Regions from separate parts of the Mus musculus genome. Here region 2 is linked to region 1. Evidence: chromatin loops called from intact Hi-C (ENCODE). Cell type or tissue: left cerebral cortex. All regions are shown on one strand. Each heading gives the region's core, and the rest is flanking DNA. Links, peaks and the distances in the headings are about the cores only. Region 1 overlaps Gm46116 (a long non-coding RNA gene). Region 2 has its middle 20 kb from the start of I730028E13Rik.

Evidence for each region. A loop is a pair of places that touch in the nucleus more often than their neighbours do. Peaks named below come from ENCODE experiments on the same cell type or tissue, not always from the same donor. Only the 100,000 strongest peaks of a DNase experiment are listed, where the experiment ranks them.
Region 2: a loop joins it to region 1, with 2.5 times the contacts of the local background. A loop is called at or near these places in 4 of 42 quality-filtered maps.

What each region holds. Positions count from the first base shown.
Region 1 is chr9:61,058,246-61,061,159 of GRCm38, reverse strand. Gm46116 (a long non-coding RNA gene) reads right to left here. Exons shown (of 3, transcript XR_001779194.1): 3 at 1,980-2,689. Among named protein-coding and RNA genes, the nearest start is that of Gm46116, 2.8 kb to the right of the region's middle. In left cerebral cortex, for the core only: a CTCF peak has its summit at 1,754 (motif pointing left); no DNase peak of the experiment used is centred there.
Region 2 is chr9:61,157,166-61,160,079 of GRCm38, reverse strand. No RefSeq gene overlaps it. Among named protein-coding and RNA genes, the nearest start is that of I730028E13Rik, 20 kb to the right of the region's middle. In left cerebral cortex, for the core only: no CTCF peak of the experiment used is centred there; DNase peaks (open chromatin) are centred at 377, 705 and 1,680.

The sequences.
Region 1 (2,914 bases), core at 317-2,816:
TATTTTCCGTCAGCCAGCCCTCTCTGTAAACAGTGACAGTTGCTGGTGTTTTTCAGCTTTGGAGCGTGCCATGCACAGCCTAGAACTGTGTGCTTCGCCTGCCAGTTGTTAGGATCCCTCGCTCTCACGCAGAGGGGAGTGCAGTTAGAGAGCCCGGTGCATAACCTCTCATTCTAATGAGTCCAAGACTCAGGACTCCAGGGGCATTCCTCAAGACACAGTTTCCACTGACGAATCCAACCTGAGCATCTTCTACACAGACTGGAGACACTCAACTTACAGAGAGTCCTGTGGGCACCGAAACAGTCCACAGAGCCCCTGGCACATGAGTGGCCTCTCCGGCCGAGGGATACAGCTTGGTTGGTGGAGTCCCTGCCTAGTGTTCACAAAGCCCTGGCTCGGGTCCTAGCGATCATAAACAGCATGTCTGCACTTGGGCAATGAAGGTAAGGGGACCAAAGGCTCAAGTTATCCTTGGCTACAGAATCAGTTTGGGGCCAGCCTGCTCTGCATGGGACTCTGTCTCAAAATAGGGTTTTGGTTTTTTGGTTTGTTTGTTGTTTTTGTTTTTGTTTTGTTTTTTTTGTTTTTTTTTTTTTTTGAGACAGGGTTTCTCTGTCTGTCCTGGAACTTGCTCAGTAGACCAGTCTGGCCTCAAACTCACAAAGATCTGCCTGCCTCTGCCTCCTGAGTGCTGGGATTAAAGTGCCCAGCAAGACATGAATTCCCAAAAGACACTATATTCCTTTTCCTAGGCCTCAGGACAGAGATGGGATAGGACAGAGATGAGGTGAGTGGCCACACAGTGAGAGGGGCCCAAGCTCAGAGGTGGGCAGGAATTGCTGCTGGCATGTTTTCCTATAGCAACAGCTGGGTGGAGCCCAGAGTCCCAGATGCTGTGGGAGCGCCTAAAAGGAATAGAGAGCCAGGAGATGGCTTAGTTGGTAAAGGGCTTGCTTGTGACATGTCTCAGCTCCTTTCTTGTTGCTGTAGTAAAACACCCGGGCAAATGCAATGCAAGGGAGGAGGGGCTTATTTTGGTTTACAGTTGTAGGGGCACACAGTCTATTGTGTCAGGAAAGGCATGGCGTGGGAGGTTGCTGTCACACTGCACCTGGATTCAGGAAACAGAGAATGAACAGGAAGTGAGGCAAGGTTAGAAAGGTCCATCCCCAGTGACCCACTTCTTCCAGCAAGGCTCTACCGACTAAGGGTTCCATAACCATAGCACCATCAGCCGAGGACCGAGTGTTCATGCACACAAATATATGAGGAGCATTTCATATTCAAACCATAGCACTGTGTAAGCATAAGGGCCTGCGTTGGATCCCCAGCTCCGAGGTGAAAGTGTGGTACAATATTGCTCATCTATAGTCTGAGGACTCTCAGGAGGTCAGGGGTGGACACAGGTGGGTCAAAGCGACTGGGGGAGATATATGATATTAACTGCTGAACTCTACACACATGTGTACATGCACATAAACACATACATACACACACAATAAATGAATAATAAAATATAGAAGAGAATTGAGATACTTTATCTCTTATTTATTCTTAGCTACTAGTCTCCCTAATTATCTTTGGAAAAACTAAATTGCAACTATCTTTCAAAAAAAAAGCTTCTTAAGGGCTGGAGAGACTGCTCAGCAGATAAGAGCACTTGCTGCTTATGCAAAGGACCCAGGTTCAATTCCTAGCACCCATGTGGCATCCTTAACTCCAGCTCTACAGGATGCAGCACCCTCTTCTGGCCTCCATGGGAACTGCACACATGTAGTGTGCAGACATACATGCAAACAAGACACTTATACACATAAGATAAAAATGAACCATTTTTTATAAAGATTTATTTATTTATTATATGTAAGTACACTGTAGCTGTCTTCAGACACTCCAGAAGAGGGCATCAGATCTTGTTACAGATGGTTGTGAGCCACCATGTGGTTGCTGGGATTTGAACTCCGGACCTTCGGAAGAGCAGTCGGGTGCTCTTACTCACTGAGCCATCTCACCAGCCCCATTTTTTTAAAAAAAAATGTGTTATAAACAAAATTTTCATTAATGTTTATTAAATACTGCATATAACCGCAGGCAGAATTTATGATACTAAGGAGGTGGTTGGTTTAGCATCAATCTTTAGGGTTTTATGGCGATCCATGGCCCCTCTTCATAATTATAGTGTGAAGTAAACATTTATGTCCATTTCATGGGCTGTGGAGAGCATTCTGGTATTTCACACCACTGTGGATATTTATGGCTGCTGCTCCCTTTGTGACACAAGGTCCCTGCCTTGATTCAGGTGTCACCGAGACAAGTTGTCTGGCTCACCGTTTGTATTTGCTGTGTGGCCATTTTGGACTGATGCCTTCCGTCTCCAAGATCATCTCTAAGATCCCTATTAGCAGAAGTGAGTGCCACTGAATGTCAGGGGTGCCCGGATCCATGCTGAAGCTGGGGTGGGGAATCATATTTTCTCAGAAACAGTTCTAACAACCTGTCAGAATGTCCAGAGGACACAGCTGATGGTGGCTGTGCAGTGGGGGTGAGTGTGACCCCAGAACCTTCATGAAACCAAAGCGAGGTGTGGTAATGAGCGTTCATAATCCAGGCACATAATCCAGGCACCAGAGAGCTTGCTTGCCGGTCAGTCTAGCCTGATTGGTCACTGGGAGATCCTGCATCAAAACTAAAACCAAAACCAAAACCCAAAGCAAAACAGGGTGATTAGCACTTGAAGAATGGCATCCAAGGTTGTCCTCTCATCTCCATGTGCACGCCCACACATGAGTATGCAGACATGTGCACACACATAAAGCATGCAAACACAGCACACATGCTTGTGTACACACACACACACACACACACACTTCACCTGAAGGACACATGGACTGGGCTACCTCTCAGCTTCTAT
Region 2 (2,914 bases), core at 158-2,657, 99 kb before region 1:
AAGGTAGCCGGTGGAATTCACTGGCAGAGGTTATTATAGTGAGGGTTCTGGAGAGGCGACATCTGTTGAAGTTTAAGGAGGCATTCTGTGGGTCCCACCACCAACCCACGGCACTACAGCCTTGGCTCTCCTTAGCACTTGGTCCTGCCTGCACAGGGAGGGGCAGGACGCCAATGGCGGTAGAAGCGGCAGGTCTCTGAGCTCTGCTTTTCTCCAGAGAACTTAATGACACTCTGCTGACCGCACCGGCTGTGGGCCAGGCCCATGGCCAGAGACCGCTGAGGCTGTGGTCTAATTTCTGCCAAGGTCAACTCCATTCTGTCTAACTTTAGGAGTGTATGGTTGGCTTCCCAAGCATCAAAGAAGTCAAAGTATCCGACTCCAGAGTGTGTGTATTTTTAAAGCAACGAGAACAGCAACAAAATCAAAACAAAACCAGAGAGAAAGAGAACAACGCCAAGAAAATCCAAGGATGGTTCAGTGTCCAACAGACTCAGCTCCCAGCGCCCTGGACTTGTTGCAAATACCCAGTGACTGTGGGCAAACGGAATTAAATACATCGACTCAGTTTTAAAAAAATAAAAATAAAAAGACCTCTAATTAGTCCTGCCCATCAAAGCCAAGTGTTTCCTGCAAATCTACATTTCCTAAAAAGGTAGGGGGTGGGAGGCCCTGCTTTTTCACCAGTGAGTGGCAGAATGCTCCACAGACAGCAGCAGCCCTTGGGGCTCTGGAGCTGTGCTGAATTGTGTCCCATGTAAACACTCAGCAGGGCTAGAAGATGGAGGCTCTGGCTGGATTCCCCTCTGACTAGCTGAGTGAACTTGAGCAAATGCCCTGACTCCCTAGTCCCTGCTTTCTCTTCTTTTAAAGATCAATAGATATGAAGGAAGCCAGTTGGCAAGAAGTTGGAGACCCTTCCCAGCCAGGGCTACATGTAAAGGACAGATTAGAACAAGAAAAGTCTGGGACAAACGAGTGTGGGAGATGGTGTGTACTGTGGAAATGACCCGTTAGGGATCCTCACGGCCACTGAAGTCTAATCTTGCTCCCTCTGCCATCTTCCTTACACAGAAGTGTTCTTTCTTCTAATGAACTGTGTGTTTCCATCACTCTCTGTGCAAGAAGCCACAGATGCCATCTGGTGTCCTCCTGACCCAGATCCATACCTACAACATCGATCCCTGGTACCCACGGTGTACAGTGTGTGCAGAAAGCTTCAAACCCTCAGCAAAGGGATGAAATTCTGAATGTATCAGATGTCCCGAGTCTGCCTCCTTTTCTCCTCCCCATCCCTTCCCGGATTCTGCTTTGTTCCATCTCCTTAGTCCTCTTCCTCCTCCCCTTTGCGCTGTGGGCACCTCCTCCATCTGACTCCCAGTGGCTGGAAGCCCCAAGGGAGTCAGCACAAATGTGATGCTGGCACTGGGGAAGAGCATGGGTTTCCTGAAGGACTGGCCTGGAGGTGTCACTAGGAAACTTTATTTTTCCAGGCTGTCTGGCCCTCCTCTCGCCTCTTGGCCAGGGAACAGCAGGAAAGCATCCATCCTTTCAGATCCAACTGGTGGTGCAGACCTCCAGGACACCTTCCTCTGTTGGCTGCCCAAGTTGGCCAGACAGCTTGCCCTCTACTGGGGTCACGCGTCATCCAGGGGAACGCTTATTTTCTCTGATGGACTCAGCCACGGAATGGGGAAAGGCTTAAAATAAACGCAGAGACTTAGAGAAGACCCGAGTGCAGCAGGGCTCACACAGACTTCAAGAGGAATTTATAGCTGCTTCCCTAAGCTGAAGAGATTCGCTCAAGCAGTGAGGGCCAGGCCAGACCCTCGGGCTCTGCAGGTCTGCCTGTACACTGCAGATGCCTGGGCAAAGAAAGAGCTGTTCTGAGGACAGCCTCGTGTGATGAAGACCTTGCTCGGGGCCTAAAATGACAGGCTCCTTGGGATTTCTTCTTCTGTTTCTCTTGTAATTTTTATTTACTTATTCTTTGTGTGTGTGCATGTACACAGACCTATGTGTGCAGTGGCATGCATGAGAAGGTCAGAGGACAACTTGTAGATTTTATCTGCTGAGCCATCTCATCAGAGCAAGCTCCTGTTTTTTTTTGTTTTTTTGTTTTTTGTTTTTTCTGTTTGGTTTGCTTGCTTGCTTTCTTCCCTTTTTTGTTTTATTTATGTTTTGTTTTGTTTTGTTTTGTTTTGACAAGGTCTCATTATGTAGCTCTGGCTGGCATGGAAACCATCCACCTGTCTTTGCATCCCAAGTGCTGAGTACCACCACACTCAGCCTCTGTCTTGTTATTTTAACTAAGACAAAATTGGTATATGATAAATATGTACATATCTTTCTTCTAATATCAGAATACAGAATACCCACATCACATTAGCCAACATATAAGCCCTTTTGACTGCCCCAGAAATGGATTGTGTGTGTGTGTGTGTGTGTGTGTGTGTGTGTGTGTGTGTGTGTGTGATGCACATCACTTCTGGACATTCCCAGACAACTATTCTAGTGACTTTTCTCACCAGAATTATACATGGAAGCATATTGTGCTTGTTTCGGCACCACTCTTCATGCCACACACCCGGGAGGTCCGTCCGTTCTGAACGTAAGTAAGTATGTCCACCCGTACGTCCGTATGTTGCTCTCTACACTCCATGGAGCGCTGCTCCAGGGGGCAACCGTCCCAGTCTGGAGCCTCCATGTTCACTAGCATTTTGGCTGTTCCCAGATTCCTGGCAATTGTGACCCCTGCCTCATAGGCATTATTTTCACTTTTCTTGGGTAAATAGCTGCTAATGGCGTTGCTAGATGCTAAGTAGGAAAACGTTTTCATTTACAAGTAATCCAGGATGCTGTGATCAACACAGATTGTTGATCACAAATTGTCAAGACCCAGACTGAGAGACTG